Linked DNA regions of Homo sapiens: regions 2, 3 and 4 are each linked to region 1. A link is a contact called in ENCODE Hi-C or POLR2A ChIA-PET data. All regions are on one chromosome and are shown on one strand. Each heading gives the region's core, a stretch centred on a gene start or an enhancer-like site at or near the end of the contact. The rest is flanking DNA. Distances are from core to core; before and after follow the strand shown.

Evidence for each region. A loop is a pair of places that touch in the nucleus more often than their neighbours do. ChIA-PET counts read pairs that join two places held with the same protein, here RNA polymerase II (POLR2A). Pooled maps may share reads with other maps.
Region 2: a map of MCF 10A shows a loop between it and region 1 (21-fold over the local background). The contact joins two enhancer-like sites. A Hi-C loop is called at or near these places in 4 of 168 maps with a recorded cell type or tissue (IMR-90, MCF 10A, PC-9 and 1 more) and 7 of 50 pooled maps. POLR2A ChIA-PET finds 5 or more read pairs at or near these places in 3 of 52 experiments (GM12878, PC-9 and activated T-cell).
Region 3: a pooled map shows a loop between it and region 1 (5-fold over the local background). The contact joins two enhancer-like sites. A Hi-C loop is called at or near these places in 3 of 168 maps with a recorded cell type or tissue (IMR-90, PC-9 and mesothelial cell of epicardium) and 1 of 50 pooled maps. POLR2A ChIA-PET finds 5 or more read pairs at or near these places in 2 of 52 experiments (BJ and GM12878).
Region 4: a loop to region 1 is called in a map of heart left ventricle, with 2.2 times the contacts of the local background. The contact joins two enhancer-like sites. A Hi-C loop is called at or near these places in 2 of 168 maps with a recorded cell type or tissue (heart left ventricle and prostate gland) and 5 of 50 pooled maps.

Annotation. Positions count from the first base shown.
Region 1 is chr2:217,710,587-217,717,333 of GRCh38, forward strand. All of the region lies in intron 2 of DIRC3 (disrupted in renal carcinoma 3), which reads right to left. Among named protein-coding and RNA genes, the nearest start is that of DIRC3, 76 kb to the right of the region's middle. RefSeq lists an enhancer at 3,139-3,188. Within about 2 kb of position 3,830, at least 19 of the 41 ENCODE cell types and tissues checked have a DNase peak (open chromatin) inside an H3K27ac peak, as active enhancers do; they include heart left ventricle and prostate gland, where a contact is called at or near this core.
Region 2 is chr2:217,368,119-217,374,865 of GRCh38, forward strand. All of the region lies in intron 8 of DIRC3 (disrupted in renal carcinoma 3), which reads right to left. Among named protein-coding and RNA genes, the nearest start is that of DIRC3-AS1, 89 kb to the left of the region's middle. RefSeq lists an enhancer at 1,878-3,077. Within about 2 kb of position 3,755, at least 5 of the 41 ENCODE cell types and tissues checked have a DNase peak (open chromatin) inside an H3K27ac peak, as active enhancers do.
Region 3 is chr2:217,390,199-217,396,945 of GRCh38, forward strand. All of the region lies in intron 8 of DIRC3 (disrupted in renal carcinoma 3), which reads right to left. Among named protein-coding and RNA genes, the nearest start is that of DIRC3-AS1, 110 kb to the left of the region's middle. Within about 2 kb of position 3,658, at least 11 of the 41 ENCODE cell types and tissues checked have a DNase peak (open chromatin) inside an H3K27ac peak, as active enhancers do.
Region 4 is chr2:217,429,892-217,436,638 of GRCh38, forward strand. It overlaps DIRC3 (disrupted in renal carcinoma 3), which reads right to left. Exons shown (of 13, transcript NR_186301.1): 4 at 4,057-4,225; 5 at 3,032-3,130. Among named protein-coding and RNA genes, the nearest start is that of DIRC3-AS1, 150 kb to the left of the region's middle. Within about 2 kb of position 4,365, at least 14 of the 41 ENCODE cell types and tissues checked have a DNase peak (open chromatin) inside an H3K27ac peak, as active enhancers do; they include heart left ventricle and prostate gland, where a contact is called at or near this core.

The DNA.
Region 1 (6,747 bases), core at 2,580-5,079:
AGGAACTCAATTACTTGGTGACTAAAGTCAAGCTCAGAATCTCTTCTCCATATTCAATAGATTCACTCTTCCTCACTCAACTTCCTCATTCCAACAAATTCAGAGACTCTCTACTTTTCTAAGAACTTACAGGTCCCCCTTAGACCTCCATAACACCTAGGAGAGTTAGATGTCATTACTCCCATTTTATAGAACAATAAATCAAGGTTCAGAAAGATTGAGTGACTTGGCCAAGTTCACACATCAGGCTGGAGACTGCCTGCTGAGATTCAAACTCAGATCTGTTGAAAATCTATGCTCTGTCTAACAACTACAGGCTGTAACACAAGGGATTTACACAAGATTACACAATTGTTCAATAGGGTTAGGAAAATAGAAACAAGAGAAAGGACAGGGCCAGAGGAAGAGAGTAGCAAAGATGAGCTAAGAAGGTAAACTTATTGTCAAGGTAAAGAGTTGAAGTTTTACGTTACAGGCATTTAACCATGCCAGTTTTTTAAGCAGAAAAGCAAAACTAGGGGGAGGAAGCAATAACCTAAGTAGAAAAAATTCTCTAAAAATCATGTGTCAAGGTCCCTTCCTCCAGCAAAGGCTTCCCTTAAGCCATCCAGACAGGGTGGAACGGTTTCTCAGAAATCTAAGCCACTCCATGCCTGTGTGGTATGAAACCCCATGCAAATGCCATTAAGCCTTCACCAGAGGCTCCCTGCCATGGGCTCTCCCTGTCTCCAGCTGCCCCAGGACAGCAGGGCTGCAGCAATGGCTTGGTGAGCAGATCTGGTTTGCAGCACAAAGCTTTGCACTCCCCCTGGACTGTTAGCCCTGACACAGTACATAGCTGTGGTTTCTATGGGAAAGCCCCTGGCTACCCACACCAGGCCTTAAATGTAGGATGAATCCCACAAAATCTCCCATCCGAACCTGCATTAGGACTCAAATCCTCGGCTGATCCTGGCAGGGCTGGGCCTCCGGGCACAGATTAGCACAGAAACCCCAGGAACTCAAAGCACCTGCAGGCAAGGATCACTATGGCTGGGAAGCCAGCATCCCCAGGTCTCCCTGGCCAAGTCAGATCTCTTTTCCCAGAAGTCTTTTCATGGTGAATAGGACACTATGACCAGGAGTCAGGAAACCTGGGTTCTTGTTCTAGGCCAGTCACCAACCAGCTCTGGGGCCTTGAGTAAATCACTAGCCTTTGCCGGGTCTCTACTTTCTCATCTCAGGAATACACCACCAGCCCTTGCTACTCTGCAGAACTTCGTAGAAGAACATGTAAGAGTATGGATGTGGAAATCATAGCCAACTTCCTACTTGGTGGGATACCTGGAGAAGACTCAGAGATGGCAGATAGATAGATAGATAGATAGATAGATAGATAGATAGATAGATAGATAGATAGAAAGAAAAACAGATCATCTCCCAGATTTCTGGGAACAGTACAGATGGCAGATGTTCTTCCTCAGTTTACTCATGAGCATAGTCTTACTTTTAAGGCGGTATGCCTAATTTCTTGTGAGATAATAAAGATGATAATTCAGTCAGGGAGATGGATAGAGCCTAGAGGAGGAATTAAGGGTGTGCACTTAGCCATCACTACTCTACCTCTGTTGAGCTGTGCCATCTTGGACTAGTTACACAGTTTCTCTGGGCCTCAATGTCATCATCTGTAAAATGAGATTATTAAGAGTTGTACCCAGTTGTGGGTACATAGTACCTAGCACATGCTCAGTGCTCAATGAATGGTGGTTGATGATGTCAAAAAGGAATTCTGACTTTCAGGCTCTGTCTATGTTGCTCTGTCCTTCCACTCCTCCCCATCCCACACATCCAAAGTATATCTTGTAATTGTGACCCTGGGTGTGCCTTGAAGGGTTTGGCTCTTTCTTTTTCCTATGCACTCCTCCTGGAAAACAGCAGACCTGCTGAGGCAACCAGCACAGAAACAGAGCTCGTGCCGACTCCCAACTGCCGGGGATACAAAGGGCTGCTAGGGAGATGGAGCAGGAAGCACAGCCCTGGAAGAGTGCACTGTCCCCCCAGCATCCGACAACCGGCCTCTCAGTGTGGAGCTCTGTGGGGCACAGTTGACGACTGTCACTCACATCCACTGACACCACCGTCTATGCCATTTGTCAGCAAGCAGAATGTCCTCATGTGGTTTGACCTGACTCTCTCAAGTCCTGGGGAACAAGGTTGCACCCTCCACATGAAAACAACCAGCTCAATGCACAGAGTCTGGTCAGATTCACAGCTGGAGTTTGCATCTGTCACCCACCACCCTGCAAGGTTCTATTCTTCAATTCGACCAAATAACTTGTAACTGGGGACACAGCCCAAACATGGAACCAGGAAAGGTCAAGGTTCCAAGCTACCTTCGAGATCATCTGATCCAATAACTTCATTGTTCTGGTAGGAAAAGCAAATCCCAGCGAGGGGACTTACCAGAGATCATACAGTTGGCCAGGGAGTGGCTCAAGGATCTAGGAGTAGCAGAGGCATCTTCACCCCCCCTCACCTGGGAGAAAACAGAACCACAAAGAGGGGGAGGTCGGCTGGTGGAGGGGACTGACACCGGTTGCATTTCAGGGGCTTCGCAAGGGGTAGAATGAGCACTGGACTGAGGGTTAGAAGACCAGGGTCCCCCACGTGTCTCTGCCTCGAATCAGCTGGGCCCCCGTGAGCTGTCACTTCCCCTCTCTTTGGGTCTCAATTCTCTCTTATAAAACGGAGCATCCCATCCACCTCTAAGAATGGGTTCAAGGAGCAGATGAAAATGTGTTTTGAAAATCCTGAGGCTCTACATATGTACAACCAAATTCTGCCCATCTACACAGCCACTTTTAGCTGTTGTCCCCAAGGCCTGGAAGCAGGCAGAGGGGAGAGTTAGGTAAGCTCTCTGAGCACATCCAAGGCTGGAGGGCTTCCCTCAGCAAAGGGGGCCCAGAGCACCAGGCTAAATCCATGTCATTCAAGCAGCGCTCAGGTTGTGTCTAAGCAGCTTTGATTTTAAAAGATTAGGAGGGCCGCAGGGTGGAAAGAAAAGTTGATGAGGCAACAAAGTCCTGCCCGCAGTACCACACTGCCCTCTGCAGGGTGTCTGTGAGAAGGCACCTCGGCTGGCCAGGTCAGGTTAATTCCGACTGCCCAGGGTCACAGATCCATTCCCGTGCCTCCACGCAGTGCAAGCCCTCTCCAAGTAGAAACAGGGATTGGGGGGGTGCTGCAACCACCCTCAGTAATCTGCTCTGTCTTCAAACAGCGCAGGCCTTTCTTGGTGTCTGGCCCGAATCTTCCTCTTGTCCTGACACCAACCATCTTCCAACCTGCCCTCCGAGGAGCCTGCCTTAGCGTCTCTTGCTTGTGACTCTAAAGCCAGGATTTAGAAGGTTCTAGAAAACAGAACAGCCCTGGCTCCTGCCCACCTCATTGTACCCTCTTTTCTCCAGAATAAGGTGGTTTCTCCATACCCTGGACATATTTTGGTCCTTGGAGAAAGCCCCCACACTGAAGGAGACGTGTCTTGCCTGAATCAACAGACAAGCCAGCGTCCTGCAGGTCTCAGTGATGAACCAAAAAGTCTGTGACTTTCACGAACATCAGACCCAATCTCCACAAATGATCTGGGATTGCGGGGGACATCCAGGGCCCAGAGCCTGCCCCCACGGCAACAAGGAATGTCCTCCAAGGCCCTCATGGCACCAGACCTTCCCCCTTCTCCATCCTCTCCCTGGCTGTGTGGTTCAGAGTGGGGCACTCTGCAGCTGGCTGACCAGCCTCCAGGCATGGGCTCAGGCCATGCTCCCTGTGTGCCCTGTGCAGACCCGGGGAGACGCTGCAGCCGGCCTGGCCATGTGACACGGGTGATTCACACACGCAGACGCCCAGACCAGTTTCTCCTTTCTTCCTCTCCCAGGCCATTACAAAAGGCACAGTCTCAGCACAGTGCTGCATTGTTCCCAGGGTCAGCAGAGGCTGGAAGCTGAGGGGAATTAGGAAGACAGGGAGTTGAGCAGCGTAGAGTGGTTTTCCATGCAGCATATGCACCTCGTGCAAGCCAAGCCCACTTCCTGTCTTGGCTCCAGCTCTGGAGCTCAAGTTTATATCTCCCTCCTTCAGAACCAACTTCGGTTTGGGTTGTTGGCTTCTTTAATTTTCCACTCTCCGCACGTGTGCATTTCTTTGAAAAATATGCACGTGCTGTGTCTTTTTTCTTCTCCAGCACACATCATTCTTTAGAGACTATAATATAAATTCGGAGTCCAGCAGCCTTTGTCTTTAAGAGCATGCTTTCTCCTTTGTCTTCTGCTCTCTACCCCCAACAAGACACTAAGCATAGACAGGTTGGTGGATGTGATCAGAGGTACACGTGGGCAAGGCCAGGACTTGGGGGTGCAACATGAGTGAATGGAAGAGAGAGGAGGCTGGTCAGCAATGGTGGCAGGGGGTGGGGGGTGAAGAAATTTGGCCATGAATGGGGCAGTCAAGGATTTGGGAAATTATTCCAATTTTCCTATTCTTTAATTATGAAAATCTTCGACTCTGGGTAGGTGAAAATAATTTCCTGGTAAATAAACACTTGGAATCAGAAGGGCTTTTGGCAGCCCAGTGGTCCCATTCTGATCATCTGAGAGGTAGTCCTTCCTCTACAGCAGGCCCATGGCCAGCAGGACAATCTGTCCCACGGCTGAGCAGCTCAACTCATTAGAAGGAGCTTTGAATATCAGGTCAAAATGTGTCCCCCAAGTGGTAGGTTGTAAAAATGGTCACCCTTTTTCACTCCTCCTTGTATCCATGCCCTTAACATGTGACTTTGCAGGACTGATCTATGACTTGCTTTGATCAAATGTAATGTCATGCCATTACTGAACTTAGACTTCAAGAGACCTCACGTACTTCTGCTCTCTCACTCTGAACCCTGTCACTGGCATGAGAACAAGATCAGTATAGTCTGCTACAGGATGAACTAACACATGGAGGAGAACTCTGTCATCCCAGCTTAGGCCTTCCTAAGCTTAGACTCTTACTCTCTCAAGTCCTGGGGACAACCCACAGCCAGCATGACAGCTGACTGCAGATGCATGTATGAACCCCAGCTGAGATCAGCCAAGCCTGGCCCAGGTCAGCAGAACCACCCAGCTGAGCCCAGCCCAAATTGCTGGCTCTCAGAATTATGAGTTAAATAAATGTTGTTTTAAGTCAATAAGTTTTGTAGAGTTTTGTTATGCAGAAAAACTAAACCAGTGCAGCCCATAATAGCCCTCTACAGCTATACAGAATAATCTCGTGATTCCTTGTCCCTGAGGACAGCCCTTTAAATAGTGAAATACTTATCATTGCCTCTAAGCAACAGAATGACTCTTGGGGAGGTCATGCTACTAGCTCCTGTTTTAGAGGAAAATCACCCACCAAGACATCCTTTGCCACTTCTTTTTCACTAGCTGCCAACCTAGGAGCTGCAAACATCTTGCAGTTGCTGTCAGCATCCTTCTACAACATCTTACTCACTCATTAGAGCACTCTGACAGCCCCATACCCCAATAATCTGATCTTTCCAGCACATTTTATTGAAAATTAAGAGAAATTATAAGATTGAGATGAGGAGGACACTAAAGTACAATGAAAGTAGTTAAGTAAATTAGGCTTCTTGAAGCCACTTCTGACCCAAATCTGCCAAAACTGCCAAAAAGCCTCCAAAATAAATGTCCATGGAAGGCTTCACATGGAGCCCCAGCTCCATGGGTCACAGCAGTTGAGGGTGGTCAGGGGCTGCTGCTTCCAGCATTGGCCATGTGAAGCCAGCAGCAAATGCATTGAACTTGGTCTTGGGGCTGATGGGGAAGGTCATCACCCCCACCACAGGAGACAGATCAGACCTATGGCAGCCTCCATTTGGAACCAGATGTGGAGGGAAGTGGTGTGGGAAATGGCTGCCATCTGTGGATTTTCTGGCTGAAGACTTGACTGCAAAGTTTGCCAGTTTCAAACGAGCCCTTGCAGCTTGGCTTCCTGTTTTCCGTTTGCGCTCCCCGTGTGTCACGGCACAATTATTCTGGGAGACGTGCTCAAAATGGACACGGTCTCCAATTTTCTTTCCCTAATAACAGTGCGGGAAATAGGGGTGAGGAAGGCAGTTGAGAGAGGAAAAACCCCAAACCTCAGAAAAGGATGAAAACACTTCTAAACTCAATTTCAAAAATGAGAAAATCAAAATCACCAAATCGCAATACACAGCCCTCTACTCATTCAATCCAGTCCCCTTATGGCTGAGCAGGCTAGCGAAGAGAAGAGACTTCATGGATGTGAGGGGTGTGAGTTCTACTTTCATGGGATCAAGAATATTTTGAAATTTTCTTTCCTGAGAGCCTAAAAATCATCCGCCTGGGATGGCAACAAGGTCAAATGGCTGGTGGTAGGGTCCTGAAAAGATGCCGTCCACCACCAATTATTTTTCAACCACATACATGGCCTTGGCCATGGCTCAAAGCAGAACAAAGAAAGGGCAACTCTCTTCCAGCTCTTTTTTGTCTTCTACTGGACAAATTAATCAGCCCCAGTGCCCAAATCCATTCTTATTCATGGCCAGGAAAGAAGTTGGAAGTCTAGAGTATGCATGTTTTAAAGGTCTTTGGAACTGTCTTGCTTTTGGATTTTAGATGAAAAGATTAGGATGTGTTTGTCTGTGTGTGCCTATGTATATGAGCCTGGATTTATCCAGGCTTTTATCTATGTGCCTGGGTACACATATTT
Region 2 (6,747 bases), core at 2,505-5,004, 340 kb before region 1:
TTCAGGGCCTGGGGTATGAGTGCCAATGGAGGTTGTTGATCAAGCCCCCTTCTCTTCCCACCTGACTCTATCAGCACCAGGACCAGCTCACAAGTAGGAATGTGGACATATGAGGGTCCGGACACTCAATTTCTATCCACATCCCCACAAACAAAGCTCCTCGGTGGAGTGGTCCACCATCCGGAGGAAGAACCTAGGTGAGAGTCCTGCACAGGCCTAGAAAGCCAGATTGGAACCATCTGGACAGGGGATGCCAATGGCCCATGAACCTGGCAGGGCATGAGTTCCAGATGCACACACCACCAGACTGAGCACATTCCTAACCCCATGGAAAGGGACATCCTGAGGACAGCCAGAGAGAAGCCCTCTGAGGTACTTGGCCCAAGTTGCCTGGATCTGGGCTTGTGCTAATCATGTTTAGGTAAAGTTGATTTAAACTCCCCACAAAGTCCAAAGCTCCTGTGTAACATCTGTCATTGTCTTGGGGCTTGCGTCCTAACAGTCTTCTCCCCTGGTTCACCTCTGGCTGCGTCCTACTTGCTTCACTCCACACCAACCCAAACTTGAAATGTCACTGCTTCACAATTTCTTAGAAAAAAAAATTCTCATACCTAGCATTTTATTTTTAGTTCACTCTACTGAAGACTTGGATGTTGAAAAGCTCCTTTTATCTCTGCATCCTTCTCTCTCCAAGGAATGAAGAAAATCCCATTTCTATTGTCATAGAAAGAGTCTAGAGACCATCTTTTAGGGTCTGAATTTTTTGTTGGGATCTTACTCTCCAAATAGAATGGTTTATCAAGGCTTAAGAAAGATTTTGGGAAGCAAAATGTTCTCCTTATTCACATATGTCCGATTGTGCACAAACACATACATCACTTCCACTCTCTTCTTGGTGGAAGAGAAACTAATACAAGGAGTCAGCGGATGCATACTAATGGTGGAACAATAGGCTAAAGTTCCCTGGGCTACATATTCGTTTGTCCTAAGTCCTGGTTGTTGAGTCTTCTTCATTTTGAGATCTGGGCTGGAGGAGAAATCCCTCCCTGGAACACACTGCCCTTGCAAAAGAAGGAAATGAGCTGTGTAACCTGATGATGTTTTTGAAAGTTTCTGCTCAGATGTAGCCCACGTAACTTTTGCTCACTTTCCATTGGCAAATGCAAGTCATATAGCAAAAGCCGATCTATGGGATGTGTGTGTATAATTCTCTTAAATACATGGAGGTTAACTGAGTGGGGACAGTAATGGTACAATACCCATCGAATAGTAACCTCCTTATCATCCTTCAAGAAGCAGCTAAAAATGTCATCTCTTCAGTATCATTCCATGGAAACATCTATCTCCCTGTTCTGTTCTACAGCATTACAACATTGAGACTTTCAGGACAATGTGCTGATTCCCCTACTACTTAGTGAGCCCTTTGAGGGCAGTGATAGTCTCTTATTTTATTCTATCTTCCCGTTACTTAGAACAGTCCCTGGAGCCTAGTACATTGTGCTATTATTGCTTACTTAGGGGAAAAAAAGGTGGTGCAATAATGCATGGAATCAGTCTTGAAATCCAAGGAATATTAAGAGAAAGTTATAAAGGAGGAGATGGAGAAAGACCAAAAACTGACTTTTGCACTTTTAAGTTGAGCTGTGTGTGTGTATATATATAATAGATATACAAGAAATATAGATGAGGCAGCTGCATTTATAAGCCTAAAGTTTTGGAGACATTTTCAGGGTGGATATATAAATTTGGCATACATTGGCAGTCATCAGCACATAGACGGTGTTATCACCTAAGAAAAGAATGGAGAAAGAGATGTTTATGATGTGTTTCCCATTTCCCACTTCCCACTTCCTGACTTGCCCAGAGACTGTAAGTCAGAACCTCTCCTTGGACAGACTCTTTTTTTTTTTTTCTTTGAGAGGGAGTCTTGCTCTGTCACCTAGGCTGGAGTGCAGTGGCGCAATCTCGGCTCACCGCAACCTCCGCCTCCTGGGTTCAAGCAATTCTCCTGCCTCAGCCTCCTGAGTAGCTGGGACCACAGGCGTGGGCCACCATACCCAGCTAATTTTGTGTATTTTTAGTAGAGATGGGGTTTCACCGTGTTAGACAGGATGGTCTCGATCTCCTGACCTCGTGATCCACCCGCCTTGGCCTCCCAAAGTGCTGGACAGGCTCTTAAAGTGTCTTCTAAAAGATCAACCTTGGTTGACCGTAGGTTTTTCATTAGAATGGAGACATATACTCAGCCTCAAAACTCTAATTTGACCCTCTGTTCCTTTGGGCTTACTTCTGCATGGAGCTGGGTTATATTATTATAGGGACCTTCAAAGTGCATTACCCGTCACCCCCGGACGCCTGTTGCATGAGCCATCCAAACCACATGTCTGTCACTCTCTTCCCTCCTCTTCCCCCATTTGTCATGTTGGTAGGATGACAGCTTTGTATTGAGTGAGTAATGAGGGCCAGGCATGATGACAAATGCCTTGCATGTGCTATCTCATTCCATCCTCACCACAACCTGGTGAGGGAGGCATTGACTCAATTTACGGATGTATTCAAAGCTCAGAGAGGTTAGGTAATGTGCCTCAAGTCAGCACGAGTAAGAAGCAGGTCTTTTGAATGGAAGTATCTCTCAGTGCAGATTCCATGCTCTCCATAAGCCACCAAGCTGCCTCAAACACAAACAAATCATTGAGAGCTGAGTCTTCTGGAAAGAGATATTTACACTTTGCAGGTAAAGAAACATACGCACATACACACGATACGTCTATATCTGTGTGTAGATATAAGTATACTTGGATTTTTTAAAAAAACAATATGTTACATAATTTCCTGCATTCTTAAATAGATAATGAATAATATTTAATAATTCCTCCATACTTTTATTTCATGTCTGCTCTGTGCCTCGCATTGTGTCAAGAGCAGTGTTTTGAACTTATTTTGAATTAACTGTTGTCCTCCAAAACTCTTAAGGGTTTGCGGTTTAACTGAAGAGAGGTAAGCTACATGCTGCTCTATGATCACCCTGACCCCCAATGTGATGGTATTTGGAGACAGGGCCTTTGAGAGGTAATTAGGTCATGAGAGTGGAGTGCTCCTGATGGGATTAGTGTCCTTCTAAGAGACAGGAGAGAGCTTGCTTCTTTTCTGTCTGCTCTCAGCTATGCCAGGACATAGCCAGGAAGAGGGCCTTCACCAGAACCCGAACAGCCTGGTACCTTGATCCCAGACTTCCATCTTACAGAACTGTGAGAAATACATGTCTGTTGCTTAAGCCAACCAGTCAATGGTCTCCTGTTACAGCAGCCTGATTAGTTCAGACACATACACATGTATGTATAAAAGAAGAACAGATCATATTAAGAGGAATAAGATACTTCTTTTTAAATGTTAAAGGCCTTCTAATTTGCAAGTCTTTTTCCTGTGTATAATTTCATTTGATCTTTGAAATAATTACCGCTATTTAGCAGACAAAAAAAATTGAGGCTGGGAAAATTTCAGTATTTGTTGAAGATTACACGACTAGTAGATGCCAAAGCTGGGAAATAAAACCCAGGTTCAAATCCAAGATTCCCTCTGGTAAAGTGAGGCTGACTCTTTACGGGAACAAGCTTCTCTCCTGTTCTCCAGGACCTCTGAGGAAGGAAATCTCACTCCCTTCTTCCGGCACCCAGGAACCTCGCTCCTTTATAGGAATGAAGTTCTGGTGTTCATTTTTGCTAAACTGCACTCGTGGGTTTGGCTGAGTGATGCCTGAGGCTGGGGGTGGCGGGCAAGAGAATGTGTGTGCCGTGTAGCTCCTGCCAGCCCTGCAGAGCTGGCATTTTCTACAAGAATGCTTGCTTCTCAGAAACACTGTTGATAATGAGGTTGCTCATTTTTAAAATGCTGTAACTGATATTCTGGGAAAACAAACCTGGTTCCAGAAGTGCAGCTGTGGTGTTTGGATTTAAGCTTGGAGGTAGTTGTTTAAGATGAGCTTTTAGCTGGCCTGACGACCTGTCAATGGACTGCGACGGGGCGGCACAATCAGGCCATTGTACTAACAGAGAAATCTCAGGGCTCTTCAGAGCCTAAGAGGATTGTGAGAATTCCTGAACCTGGCACCTACTAAAGTGGACTTTTCACCTCTTGGGACCCTGGTAAAGATGAAGAGAGAGAGAGTTTCAAATCAAAAGAAATGTGCCACGGATTACAAGAAATCCCCTCTAGCCTCAGTCAGACTTGGAGGACATGCAAATGCATTTGAATGGAGGAAGACTATTTGGGGCCCCTGGGAAACAGGGTGGCACAGAGCAGTTTCCTGGCCTCGAAGAGGATGCAGTTTTCCAAGATGTGGGGTTTGCTTGTGCATCTCCATGCGCAGGGCAGGGGGCTCAGCACAGTAATAACCAGAGTCACACACCATAGGCAGATCCCTGGCTCTGCTTGGAGGGACAAAGATTCAGAGCTGGGCGGATCATCAATAGACCATCTACACCAAGCCCCTGACTCCTGAACTACATTCTTTCCATCATACCCGTCACTCCATGTCTATTTTCTCAGTATTGAATGAGAAAGGAAATGAATGTTTACTGCATCTAATTATGTGCCAGGTGCCTCATTAAGTTTATAATGGAAATCACACAGTATGATAATAGCCAATATTTAAGAAGAATCTAGTAGGTGCAGGCATGAGTCTAATTGTTGGATACACATTAACTTATATTTAATTCTCACAATAGCCCCAAGTGGTAGGCTGTGGTGAGTATCTGAGACAGAGGCACAGAGAAATGTTCTTAGCCAGCAAGCAAAAGAGCTGAGATTCCCCGCCGATGGCTGTCTGACTCCAGAGACCTGCTCTTTGCCTCATGTCAAGGGTACAGCCTGAATCAGATAAGGTTCTCTGTCCCCAGTCTGGACACATGGCCCCTTTTGAAATTGTTCCAGAACAAGTTTCTTCCTCTTTTCCTACCTGACAATTCCTCCAAGAGGCAGAGCCAAAGGAACCTTCCACTCCAGGATTCATCTGAAAGTCCTCAAAGACAGCATCTCTTAGCATTACATTGCTAAAGGTTTTAAAAACCTGCCAGTCCTTAAAAGTTTACCAACCCTACTGAACCAATAGGTATCTAGTGGTGACAACACTGGCTATATTTTTAAAAATTGGCATACATTGCACTCAACACTTCTGTTTGTTCTGTGTTCTGCTTTTAATTGGTGCTTCATATTCTACATAATCTAATTTAGTAAGTCTTTTCTTTGTGAACTGTGTATGTCAACTGATAGAAAGTAGATCCATTCTCAAGGAGATAATCATAGGCCGGAGCTAAAGAAGAAACATCTTTACAAAACACAAACATGAACATGGTAACCTTTGGTTTGCAAATTACCTGGAGATTTTTTAACCCTTTGGGATCTTGTTTCTCACTCACTATCTCATCAGTCTGGCTTCTTCCCACAGCCTTGCCCTGGAGGCTCCAGGCACAGAATTACAGTGGCACAAGCCCTTCTAGGGTGATTGTGCCTTGCACACACAGCTCCCTGAACACATTCAGACCGAGCACCACATTCCTTCTACCTGGCTAACGCCTGTGAATCTGCCAAAGCACCATCACCCCCTCCAGGAAAAATACCTTCACCAGACAGCATCTGGGAAGTCAAGTCCACTTCCTAGAGGTTCCCCTGTACTCTGTGTCTACCACCTGCTATCCTGACACCTATCACCTCCAACTGTTATCGGCCAAGTCCTGATGACATTGTGAATTCTTTGAGGCAAAGACTATACTCCTTTGACTCTATATCCTCAGAGTCTTGATACCATCCTGGCACACAGCAGAAGCTCAAAAATGCTTGATGAGTGAAGGATACACATTTATAAATCCACTGTTTAAATAGAGTTTAGGGTTTTCAAAGGGCCCAGGCATATGAACCTCCTTTGTAAATCACCCCAAATCAAATACAATGTTCACAATAACATACAAGGATGGGCTCCATCAAACTAATTCAAATGCATAGCTGCAGCCTGTTCTTTGCTTTTATTTTAGTTTTTCGTATTGGGTAGATTTTTTTATGGGGGCGATGTTTTGGAGTACTGTGGTACAATGTTCTGCACCATAAAGAAATTTTAGTGTTTAGAAGTCAGAAATTGAGTCTGACTGTGAACTACAGCAAAGTGCATGCATGTAGGCTGTGCATTGACCACAGAATGCAAATGCTGAGCCATTATAATATATCTAGATCTACACAGGTAGGCAGATAGCTAGATATAGATACAGATATACATAGATAGAGATATAGACACAGATACAGATATTGTTATGTAGATAAATAGCTGGATATAGTTTCTTGTTATATACAGAGGAAGGTCTTGATCTTAGTTTTAATACTGAAGACACAGGCAATAATTAGCAAACTCATAAATTCGAGTAATGTTTATTTAATTTCTGGCAAATAAAATCATGATATATTTGTTTGAATTCAGTTCTCTCAGTATATTACATTTATTAGTCTCCCCTCCCCCACATGCCCCAGAATGTGAATTTAGGTTTCAAAAGCCTTTGTTAAGTTTTGGAGATCACTCTAGTCTATCCATTGTTTTTATTAGTTTGGGTCCATACAGACCATTCTCTAATTTTACTTTCATATGTGTTGAGTTAGTGCATCCATGGGCAGGGGGACCAAGAGAGGAGGCCTGAATCCAGATAGGAGAGGGCCAGAATAGAAACAGGAAATTAAAAGTAGAAAAGGGTAGTGTGTGTGTGTGCG
Region 3 (6,747 bases), core at 2,408-4,907, 320 kb before region 1:
ACAGGAAAGACCTGTGCCCATGATTCAATTACCTCCCACTGGGTTCCTCCCACAACACGTGGGAATTCAAGATGAGATTTGGGTGGGACACAGTCAAACCATATTATTCCTCCCCAGCCCCACCCAAATCTTATTTCTTCACATTTCAAAACCAATCATGCCTTCCCAACAGTCCCCCCAAGGTCTTAACTCATTTCAGCATTAACTCAAAAGTCCACAGTCCAACGTCTCACCTGAGACAAAGCAAGTCCCTTCTGCCTATGAACCTGTAAAATCAAAAGCAAGTTAGTGACTTCCTAGATGCAATGGGGGCACAGGTATTGGGTAAATACAGCCATTCCAAATGGGAGAATTTGACCAAAACAAAGGGACTACAGGCCCCATGCAAGTCCAAAATCCCTCCTTTGACTCCATGTCTCACATCCAGGTCAGGCTGATGCAAGAGGTGGGTTCCTATGGTCTTGGGCGCTTTATGTCTGTGACTTTGCAGGATTTAGCCCTGCTCCTGGCTGCTTTCACAGGCTGGTGTTGAGTGTCTGTGGCTTTTCCAGGCACACAGTGCAAGCTGTCAGTAGATCTACCATTCTGAGGTCCAGAGGATGGTGGCCGTCTTCTCACAGCTCCACTAGGCAGTACCACAGTAGGGACTCTGTGTGGGGGCTCCAACCTCACATTTCCCTTCCGTAATGTCCTAGCAGAGGTTCTCCATGAGGGCCCCACCCCTGCAGCAAACTTCTGCCTGGGCATCCATGCATTTCTATACATCCTCTGAAATCTAGCTGGAGGTTTCCAAACCCCAATTCTTGACTTCTGTGCACTCTCAGGCTCAATACCACATGGAAGCTGCCAAGGCTTGGGGCTTGCACCCTCTTAAGCCATGGCCCGAGCTGTACATTGGCCCTTTCAGCCATGGCTAGAGCTGCTGGGATTCAGGGCACCAAGTCCCTAGGCTGCACACAGCAGGGAGACCTTGGACCCAGCCCACTAAACCACTTTCTCCTAGGCCTCCAGGCCTATAATGGGAGGGGCTGCAGTGAAGACCTCTGACAGGCCCTGGAGACATTTTCCCTATTGTCTTTGGGAATAACATTCAGCTCCTCGTTACTTATGTAAATTTACGCAGCCAGCTTGAGTTTCTCTCCAGAAAATGGGTTTTTCTTTTCTGTCACATAGTCAGGCTGAAAATTTTCCAAACTTTTATGCTCTGCTTCTCTTATGAAACTGAATGCCTTTAACAGCATCCAAGTCACATCTTGAATGCTTTGTTGCTTAGCAATTTCTTCCACAAGATACCCTAAATCATCTCTCTCAAGTTCAAAGTTCCACAAATCTCTAGGGCAGGGGCAAAATGCCACCAGTCTCTTTTCTAAAACATAACAAGAGTCACCTTTGCTCCAGTTCCCAACGAGTTCCTCATCTCCATCTGAGACCACCTCAGGCTGGGCCTTATTGTCCATATCGCTATCAGGCTTTTGGTCAAAACCATTCGACAAGTCTCTAGAAAGTTTCACACTTTCCCACATTTTCCTGTTTTCTCCTGAGACCTCCAAACTGTTCCAACTTCCGCCTGTTACCCAGTTCCAAAGCCACTTCCACATTTTTGGGTATCTTTTCAGCAACACCTCACTCTACTGGTACCAATTTACTGTATTAGTTCATTTTCACACTGCTGATAAAGACAAACCTGAGACTGGGCAATTTACAAAAGAAAGAGGTTTATTGGACTTACAATTCCATGTGGCTGGGGAGGCCTCACAATCATGGCAGAAAGTGAAAGGCATGTCTCACATGGTGGCAGCAAGAGAGAGAACTTGTGCAGGGAAACTGCCCCTTATAGAACCATCAGATCTCATGAGATTTATTCACTATCACAAGAACAGCACAGGTAAGACCTGTCCCCACGATTCAATTACCTCCCACTGGGTCCCTCCCACAACAAATGGGAATTTAAGATGAGATTTTGGTGGGGACACAGTCAAATCATATTATCATATAAGCAGGATCTAACTTTAGCATATGCAAACACTGTATATGTGTGATTCTTTGAATTGCCCTGCAAGCCAATTCTAACATCTTGATGGTTCCCTTATTAATTATTGAGCAATATAAAATCTTTGACATGTGCTCATCTTACAATATCTAGGTGTTTTGGTTTTACCTTTTAAGAATAGATTAGCTAAAGAGAACACACTGCATGTCAGTTTTCCCAGAGCCTCACCATAAGCACAGCTTTTCCTCAACATTATGAAAAAATGAAACTTTTCCTTAGCAACATTGCATAGTTATTTTTTACATTCCTGTCCTCTTAAAGGGTGCCCCATTTCCTTTCCCTCTCATCTCCCCTTTTATTCCCCTTTCTGCCACCCCAGCCAAGTGGTCTTCATCCATTCCCTTGCAAAATTAGTTATCTCTTTTTTTGCCACCCCCACCCCAAAATTAATTTTCTATAAAAGCCGATACTCATCATCATTACAGTGTAGCTGAGATATAAACATTAATGTGCACCCTTTCGTACAGCACTTCTCTAGCATTTTGCCAGGGAACAAAGGTTTCAGCTAGAGAAAAAAAATTCTAAAGGTTGAGACTTCTGGGAGAAAATCACAGATCATTTCGTAGTAAAGTATAAAGGCTTTTCAGATACTCTGAAATCAGACTTTGTCACCTTGTGTCCCCCCACAAAAAAATAATATTTTTGAGTGATAACCAGTACCAAATAGACAAGTCAGGCTGTTTACCAGTGGAACAGCTCCAGGTTATGAAAAATAATGCTGAAGGACAGGGTCCTTTGCTAGAAGAATGTCACTTGAGGTACAATACTCTGTCCTAAACAGTCAAACAACAGACACACAGTAGAATAAACATGTTGAGCACACAAAATGAAGAATAACAATGCATTGAGTGTGTGTGTGTACAGTGTGAGAGGGAGGCAGTGTCAACTCTCTGCTGCCACCTGCTCTGGAATGGAAGACGCTGGGTGTTCAGAAGACAACCACATTGACTTTCCTACCCTGGCTCTTCGTGATCTGCCATCTCCAAACTTTTTAAGTTTTCACACAGGGCACATGGAAAAGAAGACAAGCAGCACTTTCTGAAAACATGAGTAATGGGAAGGCTTGATCAAATGAGCAGGCAAGGCCATCCCAGGGGCTTCTCCTGATATTACTTCTCTTCATGATGTAACCTGCCCACTCTCTATGATCCGCAGTTAAATTGCTAAGATAGGTTTTTGGGTTGGACCCAGAAACCGTCAGAGTCTCGTGGTCTTAGGGATCAGGATTGCTACTACCTCACCCCCCCCCCCCACTCAGTTTAAATGGGGACAACTGATGTCTAGGGACACTTCCAGAGGTCTCAGGCTATAATTAGCTGATGAGTATCCAATCTGAGGTCTTAGATATAATGAGCTGTAGCCGACAAGGAGAATTCAGGCACCAGCACTTACCAGATATGGCAAGCTCCACCTCTCTCTTTATTCCCTTCATCTTGCTTCTGCCAGCACTCCCACAGACCTCGTGCAGGGCAGTGAGCCCATGGGAAAGAGCCAAGAATTCCTTCATCTGGGGCTGTGCCTCTGCAACCCTGAAGATTTAGGGCCAGAGATGATCCGCTTTTCAGAACTCAACAGCCAATCTTTGGAAAGAACCTATGACTCAATAGCAGCCATGCGATTCAGCCTGCACCCCTCCACCCCTCTGCCCTCACACCCCCAACTTCCAAATATGGATAGAGTTAATGTCCCACTTCTGAAACACATGTGATTGTACAGTCATTCTTCAGTCACACCACCTGAAGATGATTTAGTCCATGGAATTCATCAGAGAACAAAGAGCAAACCAGCTGCTGATTGATTGGGGTGGTGTCAGAATCAGAACTAGAACACAGAGTGGGAAATATTAGGGCCAGGAATGCATCAGCTCATTTAATTAATTTTCTGAGAATCTTTGGTTCTAGTTTCTCTTCTGCTCTTCTGTCTTATCTCACTACCAAATGAGATAATTTAAAATAATGTATATAAAAGTGGTTTGAAAATAATAATATGGAATATAATTGAAATAATAATTGGAAAAACAATGAAATGAACATAATATGGAATATCTATTATGCACTGGCCAAGTGTTTTATATAAATTATTATATCTAATCCTTAAAGCTGAAGCTCAGAGAAGTTAAGAAATTTGCCTATAAACACAGAGATCTGTCTGATTCAGAAGTTCCTCTTTTGACAGTGCAGCTATACATCTCCCAAGCTGTTTACTTGGGGTATAGACCCTGATGGCTGTTCTAATGCTCTTCAGCTTTTGGGCTGGCCCCTCTAGCTGTCTTAATGAAATACAAAACAGATCTCTACAGTGTCCCAAACAAACTCCTTCATATGCCTCCACACTCCAGAACAACTAATTGCCAACGAGGAGTTAGTGATGCAATGGCAAGGTGGGTGGCTTTGTATGAACAAGAACAAACAAGGATCTTGCCTGAAGGACACATACATTCCACCAACTCCTATGCCAGGAGACTCATTTCCTTTCAAATACCACCCATTTTACAGAACGTGTCAGTGCCCTGAGTAAGCCCCACCAGCTCTGTGTCTTTAGTTTCCAAACCGGGCTGAAACAGTGGGTGTTTAATCATTGTTTTTATGAGCTCCTGTATGTCAGCACTTTGACAGATGTTTTAAATAGATCAACTCATTTAATGCACTAGTACAAACATGTGAAATATCCCCATTCTACTGGTGTGAAAACTGAGGCCAGGAGAGGTCAAATTGGAAATTCTACATCCCTGATCAGAGCCACTAACCAAGATGCAAAAAGCAACGAAGAACCTCCACAGCTAGTAACTGACAACACGTAGGTCTTTGTTAGTGGCCAACTTATTTGACCGGAGCATCCTTATGGTTATTGAAGGAAGGTTGTACATTATTGTGGTTCCCTAAGCAGGTTGTACAACATTTCTCTCCCTCTCTGAAAAGGCTGATGTCACTTCTCTAGGTGATGTTTTGTGGTATGTGATAGGGCTGGATCACATATCTTTTAGACATCTATTATTTCATTACGTAAGTCTTAGGCTCAAAGGAATTTTTAGGAGTCATTTAATAAAATAACATGCGTTGAATCCTCCCATCTTTTTAATACTTTATAATTTCTTTCTTTTTTTTTTGTTTTTTGTTTGTTTGTTTGTTTTTGAGACAGAGTCTTGCTCTGTTGCCCAGGCTGGAGTGCAGTGGCGTGACCTCAGCTCACTGCAACCTCCACCTCCTGGGTTCAAGTGATTCTCCTGCCTCAGCCTCCTGAGTAGCTGGGACTACAGGCGCCCACCACCATGCCCAGCTAATTTTTAAATTTTTTAGTAGAGATGGGGTTTCACCATGTTGACCAGGCTGGTCTCAAACTCCTGACCTCAGGTGATGCACACGCCTCGGCCTCCCAAAGTGCTGAGATTACAGGCTTGAGCCACTGCACCCAGCCAACACTTTATAATTTCTAAGCACTTTTACATGCATTAGTTCATTTGACCCTCACCACTCTTAGAAATTGTTTCTAACTTGAAGAGTTTTGTAAGGATTCAATGGAAAGTGTTAAATGAGAAAATGTACGTTTAGCACAATGCCTGAGGCACATAATATATGCCTGCTAAATGTCAACTATTATAAATGCTAATTCTTTGGAAGTGGTAGGCAATGTGGTCTATTTCCTACCACACTCCCAAGGATCTTCAGAGGATAGAGAACTGTGGGTTTTTTTGATGACCACATCTTTCCCTCAATTTTGCCATCTTATGTTTGTTTCATTTGCTTGTTTTCTGATGATAGGTAAAACTCATGTTGTCATGTACCAGCATTCTCCAGTTAGATTGCATTATAATAAGGTGATAACTCTCTCTCTGACTCTGGAAACTGGGGAAGATCTAGTGTTTTCATGGCTGGCAGATCTGAGAGGCTGACATCAAGGACTGACTTGTTGCTCATGATGGCCTTTGGAATTCTCAACCAACAGCTTTGTAGAGCTGGGTCAGGTCAGGCAGTGGATTAGTCTGCTGGACTCAGCTCTCCACTTGGGAGCCAAGAGACAGGAGTTAAAGTCTTCTTCTTAACCACTGAGTCACTAAGACTTGAATCGGGCTCCTAGCCTTCCCTGCATGAATCCTTCCTCCTCAAAACCGCTGGCTTCTGCTTCCCTCATTTGTGCTTCATAAAGCCCCACTACATGAAGTTGGAGGAACTGCTTCAGGGGATGTAGACTTGAGGTATTTATTTCTAGTCAGCTTAAATATTTAGCCAGCCACAGAGTAAACAAGATCATGGATTATCCTTGGCAGTTAACCCCAAAAGAAAGTCAAAAATAAACTGGGAGCATGGGCTTAGAAGTCATTCCCTGGTGATACTCTGGCCTGTGGGGACTTCATTAGGCACTGTCTCCATCCTGAGAACGACCCAGCCCAGTGGCCCCAGCCTTCATGGATTCACAGCATACAGCAGCAGACCCACCCTCAGCACTCTCCCTTCTTCCTTCCTCCATGGGGTTCCAGGATGAACTCAGCTGCAAAGTGGGTCATTTGAGCCCACAGTGGAGATGACGGCTATCCTGGTAGGGTGTTGGGACCCAGCCCAACATAAATGCCTGGTGGGGTAATTACTGAGATGAGACTGGATTTATACCAAGCCATTTTCCTGTTGGTGTGGATGTGAGGCTACTGCTTCACTCTGGGAAATCATAGCATTCCTATTCATGTATCAAGACTGTCCTCAGGA
Region 4 (6,747 bases), core at 3,115-5,614, 280 kb before region 1:
TAGTGAGCATTTGAGAAGCACTGACATGGAAATTATAAACAATGAAGCCCTCTATAAACAGGCTCTTGGCTGAGTTTTAGAGGTGGATTTCTTCATCTGGTTTGGGGCATGTCAGTTCATCCATATAACTCCTGCACGAATCTGATCCAAAGTGTGCAACTCAATTCCTTCTGCATCTCCTTCCCTCACCTTGCTCATTTCTATAGGACACAGTATATTTCAGCACATAACTGCACATCAAGTAAAATTTACTTGGGAGGGGTGGCAGCTAACCAGAATTTGAGTTCTTGCTCAGCGACATGGAATGTATGAAGCAAGGGCCTGGCTAAACAGCTTTATATAATACGACCGAGTAAAGTAGGGTAGTACCAACAAAGAATTTGACTAAGCCTTTGGAGCTTCTTGTCCTGACCAAGTTCACCTGTAGTGAGGAGAGAACAGCCATTCATGGATCACTCAGGTGGTGACAAGGCGACGAGGTAATGCCTTTACTTTCACAGCATATGAGTGGCCTCTCTGGGCTGTGGGCAGAAGCTGCCATGGCCTGGAGGCAGGTCCTGCCATTTTGAAAGTGCCTCCATATCACCCTTCCACATTACTTTTGTGTTTGTAAATGTATGTCTGTCTATATAATCTCCCCCTCTATTCTGGCAGGAAACTCATTTTGTAATGGAACAAAATCAGTCAGCTAGAGTGTCCACTAAATCGCTGTTGCGATATACAAAGGGGCTGGGTTGATATTTGATGTCGAAGAAAGAAAGAGAAAGTGGCCCTGAAGATAAGCCTGGGCCGAGAGGAAAACAGATCAGGCACCCTGAGACCTGGGAGGCACAAGCATGACGAATTTCTACCTTCTGTCTTGGTACAATGTCGACTAAATGTGTCTTTCCACTTTACATCTCAAAACTTAGGTAATGGGGTAGGAAAGCTTAGTGTAACTGAGACAGAATTGAGGACAATGAAGTCTGCTGGCCTGGCTTCCCGCTGTAATGACATGCTGGATATTCATCTCAGCTAAGCCACTTCAGACAATAAAGGAAAGGTCTTAGGATGTCAAATAATTAGTACTAGGCCTATGTGGCTGCTGTACGTTGTATTTATGTCTCATTGTGTAACACAGAGCAAGTCACTGCTCTCTGGAATTTTTCATCTGTAAAATTATATTACAGCTAAGAACTGACCTACCAGAGGGCAAGAGAGTTCCAGCCCTTTAACACCCTGGTATTGCATTAGGGTTGCTCAACCCAAGGGTCATGATGCATAACTCTCTGGCCATGGAGAATCGTTTGTGTGGCTAGAATTTCCTGCTGTGCCCCCAGCCCAATGCCAGGAAATCTCTCCTCTGTTTTTTTTAATTGATCTTTTGTTCGTATGTGTTGTTTCTTCTTTTCTTTGTAGGCTATGAGAAATTGAAGTAAAAGAGGAGGGCTAGTGATCTAGTAGGAACTGGATTTCAATTTTGAATCTGAGTACTTGGTGACATGAGATAGGGTGTTGATAGGTTCACCCATCACCTAACAGCAGAGCAAGGAGAAGATAAGATGGGATGCCAAGCACAAGAATAGATTTCTGAAGGGTCCCAGGGCCCATGAAGAGGGGCCAGACCCACACAGATCCCTACAGTAACTTAGGAGCTGGCACAAGGCAGTGAATTTAAGGGCAGTTGGTCCTTCACTCTAGGTATGTCCCTTTATGGTTTGGCAGCCAGGTATATGCCAGCTTTTCAGGGGCAGGCATTGAAAGCTGCTGTGGGAAGCACAGCTGGCAGACCCTCCAGATTCTCGAAATTTCACCACTGTCCCTGGTATGTTGGCTAGGCCTGCCTCAGTCCTTTCCCTCTTACTGACTCTCAAGAAAGGGATGCCAACCCGTCTGCTTTGTCTGGGAGACTTCCGCTGTTTCTGAGAAATACTGGCTATTGAGAATACCTTCCGGTCTCTGGTCCTCCCCAGTTCAATCAGCCACAGACAGGGCACTTGTTTCCTCCTTGCACCTTAAGGGACAATCCACCCACCTGCCTCCTCACTCCTCGCTCGCAATGCTTACTCAGCCTAGGCTGGAGCCCACCTGAAATGGGGAGGGCCAGGACAACTCTCTTCAGAAGTAAGGGGTGTGGGCGACTTTGTAATGTCTGAGGCTTTGGGTTTCTGAAAATGTCACTGTGTTTTTGCTGAGTCATGGCCAGTTTTCCTGATCTCCATTTTTCCTCTTACTGCTTTTGCCCCTTTTGTCTGGTCCTCATTCCTTAGAACTCAGATATCACAAAATGTCTCCTGGGAATAGATGTACTGAGGCACTGCTACCCTCTTTCTCTCTCTCTCCCTATCTCTCTCTCTCTCACACACCCCCACAGATACACACACACACACACAGAGGAAACCTCATGAAATCTACAGGAAAAAGTATTAGTTTGGTGCAAAAGTAATTTGCGATTTTTGCCATTCCTTTCAATGGCAAAAAACACCATTACTTTTGCACCAACCTAATATTTGGCATTCAATTACTTCTCAAGCAACTGATTGCCTAATCTCTTTTCCTTTAAAAAAATTTATGTTCTACCTGTATAAAACAATATATAGTTTTGTTTTTTAAATTATTCAAGCTGGAAAGTACAAAAAAGTTTAAAAAATCACTCCAGTATTCCATCATTAAGACCACTCTTGTTACTTTTACGTAAGAATTGTTCCTGTGATCTCTCAATGTATACTGATAGGCATAACTTTCTAAAAATGAGATCTTACTGCTGTTTACTTTTTAAAATCAAAAGTATTAAGTTTGCCTGAATTTAGACTAAGAAAAAGATTATTAGGAACCTTTAAAAAATCCTAATATAAAAAATGTCACTTTAACACATGAAATATTCATTCCTAAAAGGATTCTTTTTGTTTGGGGTAGGGGGAGGAGTTGCAAAACTTTAAGATATGGGAACCACGACATTTTTTAACTCATTAGACCCTGGCTTTTAGGGCCATGGCTTGTATTTTACACTTGTTTAGAAGCTATGTTCTTCAAAAATAAAATTAGAACTCACCAGGTGTTTTAATTATTCTTTACACTCCTGCTTCAACACTTTTGCATCGTGCTTCCTATCTACGTAACACGAAGAATCCCCCTCCACTGGGACAACCATCTAGAAAGGGGGAAGAGAAGGAGAGGTTAAGGAAGAGACTGAGAGGATCAGATATCTAGAGAAAATCCATTTGAAGCAAGGTAGACTGGCTTTCTGCCTAATTCCCCCTTTCTCTTAGCAATAACAGTTTCATAATTAGCTTTAGCCAGATTTCTAGATAATTAATCCTCCCACCACAACCTGCCCTACACCATTGTGACTTGGAAAAAAAATTAACCCCATTTTAATGGTACTGATCTACTTACATATGTTCTTATAAAACTGCTTTAAAAATGCAGTATAAGTAAGTGTAATGCTTAGAAAGCTGTGGGGCATGTCTCAGTATCAAAGCATTACTGAATTCAAAACAGCATGGGTATACCGGTATTCCAACCTGTACTCACATCTCTTCTAACATTTTAGGATGTGCCATAGCATATGTCAAGGTTGCTTATTAAACTTTCAATCTTCTCCTGTTCTTTGGCATCCCAAACTCCCTGACCCCTCATACTTCCTACCCCAGGAGAACTTGCCCTTCCATCCACAGCATTTTATCCCGCCATCTTGGTCCCTCAATCTTCCCCCCTCCTTTTCTCCCCTTCCAGTGTGCTCCTCAGTAGTCATGAGCCTGGGCGCTTGCAGCTCCCGCTCAGGAATGCGCTTGCCTTGCTTTCGTCCTTTCTCTTATCAGAGAGGAGTGGGGAAGAGAGAAGATGAGCAAATATGCCATAAGAGGGGAAAGGCAGGGTCTGTCACCTCCACTTTGCTGATGATTGATGTCATGTTGCACTGGCTTTGTGGCTGGGCCCTTGTGAAAGGTGTGAATAGTGGTGGGGTGGGGGACAGATTGTTTGAAACCATCTCTCTCCGGTTGGTTTTGTTGGTTTCTCTACTCCTAGAAGCAGAGGAAAAAGAGGGGGAAGTTAAATATGTGGTGATGGTACTACCTTTTAATCAGTGTCTCCAAATATCCTTCAGAGCAGATTTTCTCAGCATCGGCCAGCATGAAACGAGGGTCTTTTTAAAGATCATTTTCTTTCTTGGATCAAAGTTTCTTTGTTTGTGATTCTGAGTTCCGTTCCTGTGTGTCTCTGTGGTAGGGCCTTGAATAGAGGACTAGAAGGAGAAGAATAAGAAGAAAAGTGTATATCAGGTGCTTTTAAAAAAATCAATTCAAACGAAAATTGCAGAAGGGTGCCTGGACAGCTAGGCTGACAGTGACCAGAGCTGGAGAGAGAGGCTCTGCCTGGTAACAGAGCTCTGATTGGCCAGACCTGTGCAAGGACTAGGCCTATAGGGACGGCTCTGAGCTGTGCTTCTGCAGGCAGCTGAACTTGGCAGGCACAAGCAAGCCCTGCAAAGACACGCTCAAAACAATCCAGAGTACAGACAGCTGCTGGCGTGAAGAAGCTGTGAGTACTGACAGCACTTGGGGTTGTGAGCCTGCCACTTAACTCTACAGCCTACTGCCTCTGCCTCTTGTGGTTAGATTTCTGTCTTCCAGATGATTAACTCTTTGAGACATGGTCTTACCAACAGTGGTAACACAGGCAGGGAGTGTCTTTGAAAAACAACTGGCCAGGGAGTCAGGGGTCTAGGTCTATACCAGGCATTAAATACTGTATGTATTAGCATGAACAGGGGTGTCTGCTTGACACTGTGGTACAAGCTCCACACCACCAATCCCTCATACAGCCCAAGAAGATAGAAACAGTTACGATCCCATTTTCCAGAGAAGAGAACAGAATCAGGCCCTGCACACACAGTCTGCAACTATTTGGGGGCACATGTGGACTCTCAACCATCTTCCGGTCGACAGCAGTTCAGTGTCAACTGGAAGACAGGCTGCTCTAAGGCAACGATGTCTTCTGGCCAATTTTGGGCTGAAATTGAAGTATTAGGTAGAGCCAATTGTTCCTATTATTAAAAATAAAACCCTGGGAGAAAAGATTGAAAAACGAATATTTTTTAGTGAGGAATTAATAGATATTTGTATTCACAAACTGAGTACTTAAATGCAGTTTAAAATGAAGGGACTGGCCAGTTGTGGTGGCTCATACCTGTAATCCCGGCACTCTGGGACACCAAGGCGGGAGGATCACCTGAGGCCAGAAGTTCAAGACCAGCCTGGCCAACATGGTGAAACCCCGTCTCTACTAAAAATACAAAAATTAGCCTGGCATGGTGACGTGTGCCTGTAGTCCCAGCAACTCAGGAGGTTGAGGCAGGAGAATTGCTTGAACCTGGGAGGCAGATGTTGCAGTGAGCTGAGATCATGCCACTGCACTCCAGCCTGGGCGACAGAGCGAGGCTCCATCTCAGGAAAAAAAAAAAAAAAAAAAAGGAAGGGATTGTATCTATATGCAAGAAAATATACAGTTCAAAAACATATTGTTTACTGGAAACAAATTGCAAAACAATTCATGCAGTGTATTATTCAGCCAAAATTTTACAACTACAAAGCAATACCATCTATTATCTGATATATAAAATCTGTAATGAGCTAATAAAAACATGGACCGGAATAGTATATATCAAATTACTGACAGTGGTCATCGCTGGAGAGAAAGAAGCAAGACTAGGATGGAGAGGAGGAACAAAATGGTTTTCAATTTTAACTGTGAGATATACTATCTGAAGCCTAAGTGACAAAAAGTGAACATTTTAAATATGAGCAGGGGATATGTGTATCATATTATTCTTCTGCTTTTTCTGAATTAGAAAAAAATAGGAGGGTCTTTCCCGGGGGCATCTTCATTGTGCCATCCTGCTCATGTGATGGGAAGAAATTCATCCCTGGCGTTATTGCTCCTAGGAACATCCTGTGGGAGATGAAAGTATGTGTGCTGTTTTGAAATTAAAAGCAAAGCAGGAAAAGTCAAGAGTCCTCTTTTTCAGAGAGAAAAACTTGCAGAACCTGTGGAGTTGTTACCCCCATACTGTTGACAATCCTCACTCTTCCCTTCCCTTCTCAGCCAGAAAGCAGCCTTTATTATTTATTATTTTTATTTTTTGTACAGGGCTCCCAGCCAGCCTCAAGGGTCTATGTATGCTAGTGTGATTGCTGTGTTTTTCTAACCACTTCAAAGGTCATGTTCACTTATCTGTGAAAACAAGTTCTCATTCCTTGCACCCTATTTGCCTTCATGTCTCAGGAAATAGGGACGGGCAAATCACTTGCCAGGTGGGAAGAAAATAAAGGAATGTTGTACACACACCCTACTCTGAAGACCAGAGCGGAAAGGGAACCTATCTGTGTATCCCAAGGGGGCTGTGAGCAGGAGAGAAAGACAGAAATACAGCAGAGAGATGTGACTTACATGTCCTAATCTCCCCACTCCCGAGGTGAACCCCAAGATCAGAAGGAGGCATAGTGAACATTTCCAACTAGATATGGAAGGAACCTGAGAATATTTGGAGGAGGAGACCAGCGACACTGTTTCCCAAACACAGCTTAGGGGAGACTGGGAGCATCTTGGAAGAGCCCCACACAGAGCCATGTTCAGCATGGCCTGAGTGAGGGCGGAAACTTTAGCGGTGGAGCAGGAAAGTGACCAGCTAGGCAAGCCTCCAGCAGCACTGCTTGCACTCCATGGCCTGCCCGGGCTGAACAGTGGACCTAAGAATTCATAAGTGCT